2 separate regions of the Homo sapiens genome follow, and region 1 is linked to region 2. The links are chromatin contacts, found by Hi-C or POLR2A ChIA-PET in ENCODE. All regions are on one chromosome and are shown on one strand. Each heading gives the region's core, a stretch centred on a gene start or an enhancer-like site at or near the end of the contact. The rest is flanking DNA. Distances are from core to core; before and after follow the strand shown.

Evidence for each region. A loop is a pair of places that touch in the nucleus more often than their neighbours do. ChIA-PET counts read pairs that join two places held with the same protein, here RNA polymerase II (POLR2A). Pooled maps may share reads with other maps.
Region 1: a loop to region 2 is called in a map of naive thymus-derived CD4-positive, alpha-beta T cell, with 19 times the contacts of the local background. The contact joins the promoter of SIN3B here to the promoter of MED26 in region 2. A Hi-C loop is called at or near these places in 1 of 168 maps with a recorded cell type or tissue (naive thymus-derived CD4-positive, alpha-beta T cell), 1 of 37 single-sample maps with no recorded cell type and 11 of 50 pooled maps. POLR2A ChIA-PET finds 5 or more read pairs at or near these places in 3 of 52 experiments (AG04449, HCT116 and PC-3).

The regions. Positions count from the first base shown.
Region 1 is chr19:16,826,802-16,832,793 of GRCh38, reverse strand. SIN3B (SIN3 transcription regulator family member B) reads right to left here and starts at 3,396. Exons shown (of 19, transcript NM_001297595.2): 1 at 3,254-3,396; 2 at 2,897-3,003; 3 at 1,147-1,300. The coding sequence starts at 3,373. RefSeq lists a silencer at 3,249-3,428 and an enhancer at 3,169-3,670.
Region 2 is chr19:16,626,936-16,633,560 of GRCh38, reverse strand. It overlaps MED26 (mediator complex subunit 26), which reads left to right and starts at 5,357. Exons shown (of 3, transcript NM_004831.5): 1 at 5,357-5,689. The coding sequence starts at 5,618. It overlaps LOC105372296 (a long non-coding RNA gene), which reads right to left and starts at 5,129. Exons shown (of 2, transcript XR_936361.3): 1 at 4,313-5,129; 2 at 3,753-4,202. It also overlaps a transcript of SMIM7 not described here. RefSeq lists enhancers at 4,144-4,193, 4,298-5,229 and silencers at 4,744-4,823, 5,074-5,333, 5,434-5,493.

The DNA of each region.
Region 1 (5,992 bases), core at 2,147-4,646, 200 kb before region 2:
AGTGGCTCACTCCTGTAATCCCAGCACTGTGGGAGGCCAAGGTGGGCACATCGCTTGAGGCCAGGAGATCGAGACCAACCCTGGGCAACATAGTGAGACCCTGTCGCTACAAAAAAAATAAATAAATTAGCTGGCCGTGGTGGTGCACGCCTGTAGTCCTAGCTACTTAGGAGGCTGAGACGGGAGGATCACTTGAGCCCAGGAGGTTGAGGCTGCAGTGAGATATGATGGCACCACTGCACTCCAGCCTGGGCAACAGAGTGAGAACCTGTCTTAAAAAAAAAAAAAAAAAAGGAGGCTGGGCACGGTGGCTCACGCCTGTAATCCTAGCACTTTGGGAAGCTGAAGCAGGCAGATCACTTGAGGTCAGGAGCTCAAGAACAGCCTGGCCAACATGAAGAAACCCCATCTCTACTAAAAATACAAAAATTAGCTAAGCATGGTGGTGCACACCTGTAATCCCAGCTACTCGGGAGGCTGAGGCAGGAGAATTGCTTGAACCTGGGAGGCGGAGGTTGCACTGAGCTGAGATTGCGCCACTGCACTCCAGCCTGGGTGACAGAGCCAGACTCCGTCTCCAAAAAAAAAAAAAAAAAAAAAAAGAGGGCCAGCACCTATCACCCAAGAAAAAAGGGACCAAAGCAAAGCCAGGAGTCCCAGCTGAGCTAATGATCCTATCAACAATTAAATGAAACACAGCCAACATAAACGTGGCTACTCACACACCATCTCGACCACTTTATTTTGTAGGTGGTACTGAGAGTGATCAGAGGCAGACGAGGACATGCTTAAATACAAGGGCAAGCCTGCCTGGTATGCTCGCTGGGAAAGCCTCAAGCCAAGACCTCAGCAACTGCTGAGGTGGTTATTTAGACTTCACACAAAATTCTGCGTTAGGAGGATACCTCCCTGACATCCACTCTTGATTTAAATCTTCCAAACAGATCAATTTGGGAGGCAGAGGCTGCTTGTGTAGGTGTTTCCATATCTATTTTGATTTGTGCTAGAAGCAATGAGCACGTCTAGAAAAAGAACAGATCTTAAGTGGCTTTCTAGCAATGATACAGGAGAGACACGTGGCCCAACCTGAGTAGCAAGACATACTCGGTGAAGGCTGAGATCACCCGAACCACTGTAGTGGCATACCTGGCTTGTCAGAGGCGACTGTATGTTTAACTTGCCATTCTTGGGAATGTCTATTCTATATCCGAGGGGAAGAAAAGCGTTGAATCCAACAATGAGGTCAGGGTGCTCGTGGAAGAGCTGCGAGACACGTCTGATGACTCCAGGAGTATCGATGCTAGAAGAAACAACGGAAGTGGGCAAAAGGGTCTTGGGAAATAAATGAAAAATATAATCTATTCCCCACTCCCTTGATACTGCCACATAAAAACCTTCTCAACAGACAACAAAGGAACCTAAAATGTGACCCACCAGGCGCAGTGGCTCATGCCTGTAATCCCAGCACTTTAGGAGGCCGAGGCAGGCAGATCACCTGAGGTCAAGAGTTCGAGACCAGACTGGTCAACATGGTGAAACCCTGTCTGTACTAAAAATACAAAAACGAACTTGGAGTGGTGGTGCGTGCCTGCAGTCCCAGCTACTCAGGAGGCAGAGGCACAAGAATCACTTGCACCCGGGAGGCGGAGGCTGCAGTGAGCCCAGATCACACCACTGCACTCCAGCCTGGGCGACAGCACGAGAATCCATCTCAAAAAAAAAAAAAAAAGTGCCCCCATGTGATAGCATCTGTACACCATGACCTATCTCCTGACTGGCTAGGCCTGAGCTCCCTGTTCCCTCCTGGTGAGAACCAGAGAATACTGACATCGCTCAGCTCCCCTAAAACACTCCAAGAATGGGTACTCGGTTCTGAAAATGTCAGGAGAGCCAACCGCAAGGCCTGGACTCCAAGAAATGGCAGGAGGCCAAAGTCCTCTAAGCAATGTGAAAACTTCCCTCATTTTGTATCAGATAGAGATGACTATGACACAGGTTTCCATCTGAGCAAACAATTGCAATGCATAAATACCAATGGTACTGCCAAGAATGGGAAAGGTGTAAGAAAAATAGGAGGGGAGAGATGGGGTCTCCCTTCTGGCTGCATTGCAGCCCAGCCCTTAGCACTGGGCTCCCGGAAGGAAACCAGGCCAGCCCCACCATGTTTCCTAAGAGGGGGCAGCAGTATGGTAAGCATGTGACTTCCAAGAATCTGAGTCAGAGGGTCTGAGTTCTAGTGACACCTCTGCCACTTAGGTGGGTCCCTTACCCACTCCAAACCTCAGTGAGTCTCCTATAAAAACAAGGGCATGATCCCAGGGTTTCCCATCTATCTGTAATCTTCCTTGATTCTGGGCCTGCAAAATCATCTCATGTGTTTTAAACGTTTTCTGTGTGCCAGCTCCCTTACTAAGCATTTTATGCGTCTTACTTCCAAGCAGGCCTGGGACCACAGTGAGCCCAGAGAAGCATCTTGAGGACAAGATTAAAGGGGAAGAGGGTGCCAAAAATTTCAATCATCAAGACAATAACATTTTACAGCGCTTGAAAATAAAAATCAAAATGGGTCCCACCAAATCTTTCATGAACAAAACTAATATAAAAATCAACATATTAAATCAAGGCAGGATTTGACTCTATGAGTGTGCACGGCCTCGCCCTCCCTGCCTCCCCCCAGATCCCTGTCCTGCTTCCAGGAATCCCCACAAAGCTCCACAAGGTGGGTACTACCCATTTCCATTTTTGTTACGAGAAGGAGCTAGGGCTCTGAGAGATTGGACAACCTGCGCAAGGTCACCCGGCTAAGGGGGCAGGCTGGAGAGGGGAGGTCTCACCCCGCTAGGCCCGATTCCGGCCCAGGGGGGTCCCCTGAGGTGGAGAGGGGCCCCGCTGGTACCTCTGGCTTTTGAACTCCTTCATGATCTCCAGGAAGCCGTTGTAGGTGGCAGGGTCGCTGCCAAAGCGGATCTTCACCTGGTCCAGATAGGTGAGGGCGTCTTCTACCTGCAGAGAGGGGGAGGGTCCCGGTGGGCCCTGGCCGCGGAACGAGGGGACGAGGGGCCGGGGTCCCTGAGGGGAAGGGGATGGGCTGGGCTTTCGGAGGGCCGAGGTGAGAGGTGAGGGGTGAGGGGTCCGGGGCAGTGCAGAGGGGAGGCCGAGGTGGGGCTGGGGCCGGGCGGGGCCTGGGTGAGGGGCGCCCGCCCGCGGGGTCCAGAAGATGGGTTCCCCGAGGGAGGGCGGGGACGCCACTCACGTGCACCGGCAGCTTCTCGTGGCCTGCGGAGCCCGAGCGACCCCAGCGGGCGCCGCTCAGCCCCCGGCCCGCGGGGCCGCCGGCACCGCTGCCACCGCTGCCACCGCCAGCGTGCGCCATGTCCGAAGTCGGAGCTGCGCCCCGCCCCGCCCCCGCCCGAGGTCCTGCCGCGCATGCGCAGCCTCCGCCTTTGGAGGCGGGGTTTGATGACGTTGAGGGGCGGTGCTCTTTGAGGGACTCTTCTGAAGACCTTCTCCTTAAGATTGGTATCATAATTAATGATTTATATAGCAGGGGTAGGCGAGCCAAGACCCGCCGCCTACTTTGTCCGGCCCCGCAAGCTCAGAATTATTTTTACATGTTTACATAGCCGGGGGAAAAATCCAAAGAAGAATAGTCTATGACCTGTGAAAAGTTTGTGAAATTCACATTTGAGGGTCCCTGAATAAAGTTTTATTAGCACACAGACACGCCCACGCGTTTACCTGGCTTCTCTGCCTGCTTTCGCCTTACAACAGAGTAGGTAGTTGCTAAAGATCCTACAGATCTGCAGACCCTGAAGTATTTACGATCTGGCCTTTTATGGAAAAAGTTTGTTGGCCCCTGCTTTATAGAGTTGACGGGACGATGAGGTATGAGCCCCCAGCGCCCTAATATAGGGCCTTGCGTGGTGAATTTTTGCTAAATGGCCTTTAAGTTAGTCCTACTCCTCCCATCTTCACTTCCCTATCCTTGGCCCCGTCACTTCCCATCTGGACCAGTTTAGGAGCCTCCTAACTCTGGTACTTTCTTTTTTTTTTTTTTTTTTTTTTTTTTTTTTTGAGACAGAGTCTCGCTCTGTCGCCCAGGCTGGAGTGCAGTGGCGCGATTTCCGCTCACTGCAAGCTCCGCCTCCCGAGTTCACACCATTCTCCTGCCTCAGCCTCCTGAGTAGCTGGGACTACAGGCGCCCGCCACTGCGCCCTGCTAATTTTTTGTACTTTTAGTGCCACCCCACCTGGCTCTAACTCTGGTACTTTCTCAGCCCTGATACTATCAAGAACTCTAGGCTGGGGATGGTGGCTCACGCCTGTAATCCCAGCACTTTGGGAGGCCGAGGCGGACGGATCACGAGGTCAGGAGATAGAGACCATCCTGGCTAACACGGTGCAACCCCGTCTCTACTAAAAATACAAAAAATTAGCCGGGCCTTGAAAAAAAGAAAAAGAAAATGAAAAAATTGGCTGGGCGCCGTGGCTCACGCCTGTAATCCCAGCACTTTGGGACGCCGAGGCGGGCAGATCACCTGAGGTCTGGAGTTGGAGATTAGCCTGACCAACATGGAGAAACCCCGTCTCTACTAAAAATACAAAATTAGCCGGGCTTTGTGGCGCATGCCTGTAATCCCAGCTACTCGGGAGGCTGAGGCAAGAGAATTGCTTGAACCCGGGAGGCGGAGGTTGCAGTGAGCCAAGATCACGCCATTGCACTCCAGCCTGGGCAACAAGAGCAAAAACTCTGTCTCAAAAAATTAATTAATTAATTAATTAAATAATAAAATAAAATGAAAAAATTAGCTGGGCGTGGTGGTGCACACGTTTAGTCCCAGCTACTCGGGAGGCTGAGGCAGGATTGCTCATGCCCAAGAGTTCAAGGCTGCAGTGAGCCATGATCTTGCCACTGCACACCCCAGCCTGGGAAGCATAGCAGTGCTTTTTTTTTTTTTTTTTTTTAAAGAGCATCTCATCTCTTAAAAAAAAAAAAACAGAAAAACAAAAAACTCCACTTTTTCCACCACTCCTTCCAAACCTCCAAGGTCTTCCTATTTCTAATGAGATGAAATCTAAGCACCTACATTGCAGGCTGTCAGAATTGGTCCTTAGGAACCTTTTCCTGCAGGATTTTCCAAGCAAACTGCCTGCCTCTGTGCAGAACTTCACACAATTGCCTGACCAACCTGGCTGCTTCCTGGTCCCAAGCATTGGCACTCACCATTTCCTTTGCCAGAAGTACTGTCATGCCTCTTTGTTATTCAGAAAACACCTATACATCCTTCTAAACGCAGCCCAAATATCCCTTTCCCTCAGGAAGTGTTCCCAGTCCCCTTCTATGTCTCCCCTCAGTCCCTTGTATTTCATATTTGTTTTGTGTCCGTCTCTAATACAAATCCCTGACACAGTCTCTCAGTCAGCATTCATCAAATAAGTGAACGTTCAATTAATGACCAAGTGCTTTCTCTTTTTATAAGTGAAGAGGTGCAGGAAAGTTGAGAGTAAATTGGCATCGAGTGCATCATTTACCAGGCACCTTGCTAAGTGTCAGGAATAGAATGGTAAAAAGGAACGCAAATTTGGCCGTTAAGAGCTTTTAGTCTCTCAGGATAGACAGGAATCTAGTAATCACACAAATGTAAAGTTTCACATGTAACAAATACTTTAAAGAGAAGGTATACATGTAACAGTTCCTAAATTTCTGTTGCTATGACTGTGTAACAAATGAGCCCTTGACAATCCCAGCACTTTGGGAGGCCAAGGTGGGGGCATGCATTGAGGCCAGGAGTTTGAGACCAGCCCAGGCAACATAGCAAGATCCCATCTGTACAAAAACATTAAAAAGAAAGAAAAATGGAGAGAAAAAATAAAAACATTGTAAGGTCTGGGCTTTCTGTAAAAGAAAATAAAAAGCAGCTCAAGACTTAGAAGCTTCAAATGACAACAACATTCACGGGGCAAGTGGCTCATGGCTGTAATCCCAGCACTT
Region 2 (6,625 bases), core at 4,108-6,607:
ATCACACACACACGCACACACTTAATTTACTTTGGAAGTTTAATTTACAGCAGTGTACAACTTGGTGAATTTCTTCCTTTTTTTTTTTTTTTTTTCTTTTTTTTTGAGACAGATTCTCACTCTGTTGTCTAGGCTGGAGTGTAATGGCACCATCTCAGCTCACTGCAACCTCTGTCTCCTGGGTTCAAGTGATTCTTCTGCCTCAGCCTCCCGAGCAGCTGGGATTACAGGCGCGCACCACCTGCCTAGCTAATTTTTGTATTTTTAGTAGAGACAGGGTTTCATCATGTTAGCCAGGCTGGTCTCGAACTCCTGACCTCAGGTGATCCATCCACTTCTGCCTCCCAAAGTGCTGGGATTACAGGCGTGAGCCACCGCGCCTGGCCAGCTTGGTGAATTTCTACATGTACAAACACCAGTGAGGTCACCGCTCACATTGAGGCTTAGATTATTGTAGCACCCACAAGGCTCCCTGTGGCGCCTTCTAATTCATAACCTTCCCATTGTGGGGAACTAATCACAGTTTATTTACGTACTCCCCTATTGCTAGGCACTTACATTGCTTCCAATCTTTCACTCTTACAAATAGTGCTTCAGTGAACTTCCTTGTACATACACATTTGTCTACATCTGATTGCCTCCTTCAGATAAACTTTTAGAAGTTGTGAATTTCAGTACGCTCATATCCACAGGGTCAGAGGGTATGAGCTTATTGAAATGCTCCCAGTTGGCCGGGCATGGTGGCTCACGCCTGTAATCCCAGCACTTTGGGAGGCTGAGGCGGGTGGATCACCTGAAGTCAGGAGTTCCAGAGCAGCCTGACCAACATGACGAAACCGCATCTCTACTAAAAATACAAAAATTAGCTGGGCATGGTGGCATGCAACTGTAATTCCAGCTACTCAGGAGGCTGAGGCACGAGAATCACTTGAACCCAAGAGGTAGAGGTGAGCCCAGATGGCACCATTTCACTCCAGCCTGGGCAACAAAGCGAGACTCTGCCTCAAAAAAAAAAAAAAAAAAAATGTTCACAGTTAATGACTTTTTTCATTCGTTGGTGTCCCAGCCGTGTTGTGTTTGTACAGTGCAATTAAAGTATTGTATTCATGAATTCCCACCCCCCAACCAGGTTCCGGGGCTTGCGTTCAGAACTGGAACCTTTCTGTATCCCCATCCCTACTTGAAGATGGGATTAAAAAATTGAGGTCTTCTACCTATCTTTGACATGTCAAGGTTAGTCAAAACCAATTTAAATTGGTTTCACTTTTAGAGTAAACAAGACTTAGTGCAAAGCCAAGCAGAACTATGAAACTCATCTCTAGGTACTTCTGAGATAACTGATAGGGTTGAATGAGTTCATATATGAGAAAGGGTTTTAAAAATTTCTGCCAGCGGCCGGGTGTGGTGGCTCATGCCTGTAATCCCAGCACTTTGGGAGGCCAAGGCAGGCGGATCATGAAGTCAGGAGTTTGAGACCATCCTGGCCAACATGGTGAAACCCTGTCTCTACTAAAAATACAAAAATTAGCTGGGTGTGGTGGCACCCGCCTGTAGTCCCAGCTACTCGGGAGGCTGAGGCAGGAGAATCGCTTGAACCTGAAAGGCGGAGATTGCAGTGAGCCAAGATCACGCCACTGCACTCCAGACTGGCAACAGAGTGAGACTCTCTCGAAAAAAAAAAAAAAAAAATTCCACCCGCCTGTTAAAGCAAACATAGGGGTCAAAGGAGGGTGGTTGTTTTTGTCACACTGGCTTTTTCTGTTAATCCCTGGAGCCCTCACATCCCTTATTAGGGTAAGTTTAGTAACCCTGTGCTTTAAATGGCCTGTCTCTCAGGGGCTTGCTTCTGACATGTCTGATGAGCGCATTCCTGCTGTTGCTCCTGGCTATTACAAGGTGTCGCTGTGGAAGACTATTCCTGTACAGCTGTGTGAACCTGCCTCGTCACGGCTTCCTCTGCAGTGCTCTTGAATATCCCGGTTCCTGCTTAGGCCACAGCAGTGAGTCCAGGGAGAAGCATCCTTCTACTCCCTCACTGTCCAGGTTGGCTGAAGATGCTCTGCACTTGACCTCCTGACACTAACTTCCTTGCCTTTTCCCATGGCAAGAGCAAGTCATGGACTCTGAACTACTTCCTCTCCCTTTTTTCTATTTATTTTATTTTATTTTATATTTGTGATGGAGTCTCGCTCTGTCACCCAGGCTGGAGTGTGGTGGTGTGATCTTGGCTCACTGCAACCTCTGCCTCCCAGGTTCATGCAATTCTCCTGCCTCTACCTCCCAAGTAGCTGGGAATACAGGTGCCCACCACCATGCCCGGCTAATTTTTGTATTCTTAGTAGAGGTGGGGTTTCACCATGTTGGCCAGGCTGGTCTCTTAACTCCTTACCTCAAATGATCCACCCACCTCGGCCTCCCAAAGTGCTGGGATTATAGATGTGAGCCACTGCACCCAGCCCTTCCTCTCCCTTTCTCTTTGGGGTTCCCTTCACAAACAGGTGAGGCAGCTTTTTCAAGGGCATTCCAAGCACAAAAGACCTTGTTGTACCTAAATACTATAAGGGACCTGTCATTGAGGACGAACCATCACAGCAAGAGGAATTATCTCGTGCCGCATCTTCGCATAACTGACAGGATCCCTGGCAAGGATGTCTCAATGCAGAAAGTTGGCTAAGTGAACTGCAGTATCTACCCTGGACCTAAAAGAACTTGCTAATGTTTTCAAGACTACAATTCAGAGGCTGTCTGATTTAATCTTTGCATTTACAAAAACACCCTTTTACGTACATTAAATGTGGAATAAAACTAAATATCCGTGTGTGTGTTGTGTATCCTGGTGTATATAGTATTATATTTTATGAAGTATTTCATTCATTCCAGAAATAGCTCTCCAGACCCATGGTGTACCAGATCTGTAGAAACTGAAATGCATTCATATGTCTGGGGGTGTGTGTAACGCTACCGTGTATTTGATGAAACTTTTCATTGACTTACTCCACAGATACTATTTTTCTATCTACTGGGGATACCAAAAAGAGCCAGTGCCCTTGAGGAACCAAGTCATGTCAGTGCTTCTTAGTTTTTAAAAAGTGGGTAAGTTGAGTACTTTCCAGATGTTTGTTTATTTTTCAAGACAGTCTTGCTCTGTCACCCAGGTTGGAGTACAGTGGCGTGATCTCAGCTCACTGCAGCCTCTGCCTTCTGGGTTCAAACAATTCTCGTGCCTCAGCCTTCTGAGTAGCTGGGATTACAGGTGTGTGCCACCATGCCCGGCTAATTTTTGTTTTTTCAGTAGAGAAGGGGTTTCACTATTTTGGCCACGCAGGTCTCGAACTCCTGACCGCAAGTGATCTGCCCACCTCGGCTTCCCAAAGTGCTGGGATTACAGGCATGAGCTACCAGGCATGAGCCACCGTGGCTGGCCCCACATTTTGTTTGAGACAGAGTCTGTTGCCCAGGCTGGAGTGCAGTGGTGTGATCTTGGCTCACTGCAACCTCCGCCTCCCGGGTTCAAGCAATTCTTCTGCCTCAGCCCCCTCTAGTAGCCAGGATTACAAGTGCGCGCCAGCATGCCCGGCTAATTTTTGTATTTTTAGTAGAGATGGGGTTTCACCATGTTGGCCAGGCTAGTCTCGAACTCCTGAGCTCAAGTGATCGCCCACCTCCGCCTGCTGAAGTGCTGGGATTACAGGCTTGAGCCACCACGTCCGGCCCAAATGTTTCTTAAAATAACCTGACCCATGCAAAATAAATTGCCTCCTATGTAATACTTTATTAAAAAAAAAAAAAGATACTGTACATCCGAGTTAGAAATTAAGAGAGAGGCAAGACCAGAATATGCCTGAGGAAGGCTTTGCTTATTTTGCTTATCAGAAATGAGAGAATTATCTCCGAATGGGCCAGTTTCCAACTTGGACCATGTACACCATGTACACAATGCACCGCATTCTGGGAGGGGCGAGGTTGGGAGCAGTAAATGACAAGTGTTTTGCCCGTGTTTCTTTTCTCCTCCAAGTGTGATGTAAAACTTTTCACATGTGCAGAAGCACGCAACCATAGCCACGTGCAGAAGCAGCCGTTTTTGCAAATGAAAATATTTCCCAGAAGCACAACAAATACAAGACTAACAGGTGTCGGGCAGCTCCAAGGCACACATGTGGTTCTCATCAGCTGTCTTCCTCCTGTTTTAAATCTAGGTCTTCCTGTAACAGTGGGAAAAAAAAGATTTCTCCCGAGGCCGCCGAGCTTGCCTTTCCATCCCGTCTCACAAGAGCATTTCCAACAGAGCTCCCAGAGAGAGGGGAGCAATTACCAAGGCAATAAACAGGGTGGAGGGAGGAGGGGCGCCCTTAAACTTGACATCTGCGGTTCTGGGCTTAACCCCGAAGTCTAGGTGACCTTGGGCCTCCGTTTCCTCCTCTGTGACGTGTTTGGTTAAGAGAATGAGCATCTCAGTTTTACAGAATCTCAAGGCAGAGGCGGGTAGAAGGGTCTTTCAATCACGGGGTTCTCTGCCGGTGGGGGGGCGGGGGGACTGTGCCCCCACAAGGGACGGCGGCAATGACTGCAGATTGGGGGAGGGGGCGCTTCGGAGGCCAGAGATGCCGCTCAACTTCCGACAGATCGGGGGACCCGCCCCGAAGACAGAGCGATCCCGCCCAAATGCCAGTGGTGCCGAGGTGGAGAAGCCGCCGCGTAGACGCAGATTTGCAACCTCCGGCTTTCCCAGCTACGGCGGGCGGCTTCTGCCAGAGGCGCTTTGCCGCCTCACGTTTTCGCGATCGGGGTCGCGCGTGGCGGTGCAGACCCCCGCCCTGCCACCACACCCATTCCCACACCCTCTGAGGGGCGGGGGGGCCGCGGCGACACCCCCGGACTCCGATGACCCTTCTGCGCGCAGAATCACAACGTGGACGTCTGGTTCCCTCGCCCTCACAAAAAACTCGGCAGCTGCTCAGCCTGCGACTCCCGTCCCCCAGTCACGCGCCGGGAAGGCTCTCCCAGAGGAAGGATTTTCCCGCCGCCCTCCCCGCCCCGAGGTAGCCGCTGCGAGCGTCCGGGTTCAAGGACTCTTTGCGCGCGCGCTTCCGTCAGAAAGCCCCGCCCCGTGACCTGGACGGGGGCCGTTGCCCCGCCCAACCTCCTCCCAACGGCTGCCTAGGCCGGGCGGCTGGGCGGGGCGTCACGGGCGGACGAGTGCGCCTGCGCGCGCTTGCGCGGAGGCGCGGGGCGTGGCACACGGGCAGCCCCGCCCAGGCCTGGCGTCTCCGCCCGCCCCATCTCCCAACCTCCTCAGCGTGGCGCCGACGCTGCGTGCGGCGCGGACTACCCAGAGTACTCCGCGCGGGGGCAGCTCACTGGAGTTTGGTTCTCGAGGCGGCGGCAGCGAGCGGCGGCGGCTCCGGCGGCTCCTCCTCCTCCTTTGGTGGCGGCGGCGGCCCGGGACCGAGACCCGGCCCCGGCTCCCCTCTCCGCCACCCCGCGCGCCCCCAACCCCCCGGCGCCGCGGGGAACATGCGGCTCCGGCTCCCGGAGGCCGGCGAGTGAGTGACCCCCGTCCCCCGCCTCAGCCCGCCCGCCCGCTGGCCCGGCCGCAACCCCCCGCCTCGCCCAGGCAATGACAGCGGCTCCGGCGTCTCCGCAGCAGATCAGGGACCGGCTGCTGCAGGCCATCGACCCCCAGAGCAACGTAAGTACCCGCCGCGCGAGCTGGGACGGAGGCCGCATGGGCCCGGGACCCTCCCCCTCTCCTGTACCCCTCGCCCACCGGGCTTCGGGGGACCCGTCTGGCGCCCACCTCCCCTCGAGGGCCGCTGCCATCCCTGCCTCTCGCTTCTCGGGCCCGGGCCGGGGGCAGGTCGGGCAGCCCGGCAGCGCTCGGTACGTGAGGCCGAGGCTTCCGTGCGGCCTGGGCGGAGGAAGCAGACGGGGGAGCTGAGGCTAGAGTTTTTCCTCCCTTTCTGCTCCAGCTCTACGACCCTCACTGCTCTGGACGAAGCTTCTCTGCCTCGCCCTCCCTCCGGGACCCGAGACCCCCGGGAAGCCCTCCCGGAGCGGGAAGGGGAGGGAGAAGGGCTGTGAAGCAACTGGTGTCCGGGGTATGACTCGGGGAACCTATGTCTCCCATGTCTTGGCCTCCTGGGTGATCAGGGAAGTCCTTCTTCCCCCTCCTCTCGGCTGGCAGCACCTTCCTGGCTTCGGAGAGAACCCCCAGTCTGTTTTGCCCCTGGCCGGGTACCTAGGGTACGTGGAGAGTCTGTCTCCCTTCTGTGACTAGACACGCCTTTGCCAAAACCCTCTTGGGGTCGCTGCCGACGATAGATGATCTCGGGGAGGGTGGGATCCTTCCTGTTGCCTTTCTGGGCCTCAGTACCCATTGCGTCTCTGACCAAGCCAGAGCTCCATTTTTTAGGTAGTGAATTAAAGAGGACTTTTCTCTCCCGTTTACCCAAGAGCTCTGTTTCAGTAGGCTCTTTCCCTCACCTGGGGGTCTCAGCCTGGTGGTTTTTGACCCAGACTGTCGGGGTTAACTCCAGAGTGTCGCTTCCTCGGGTGCCCCTTTGCTGAGGCTACTGTTTGCGGAGGGACCGCCCCCTCCCCTTCCGTGTGTGTGTGTGTGTTGTTG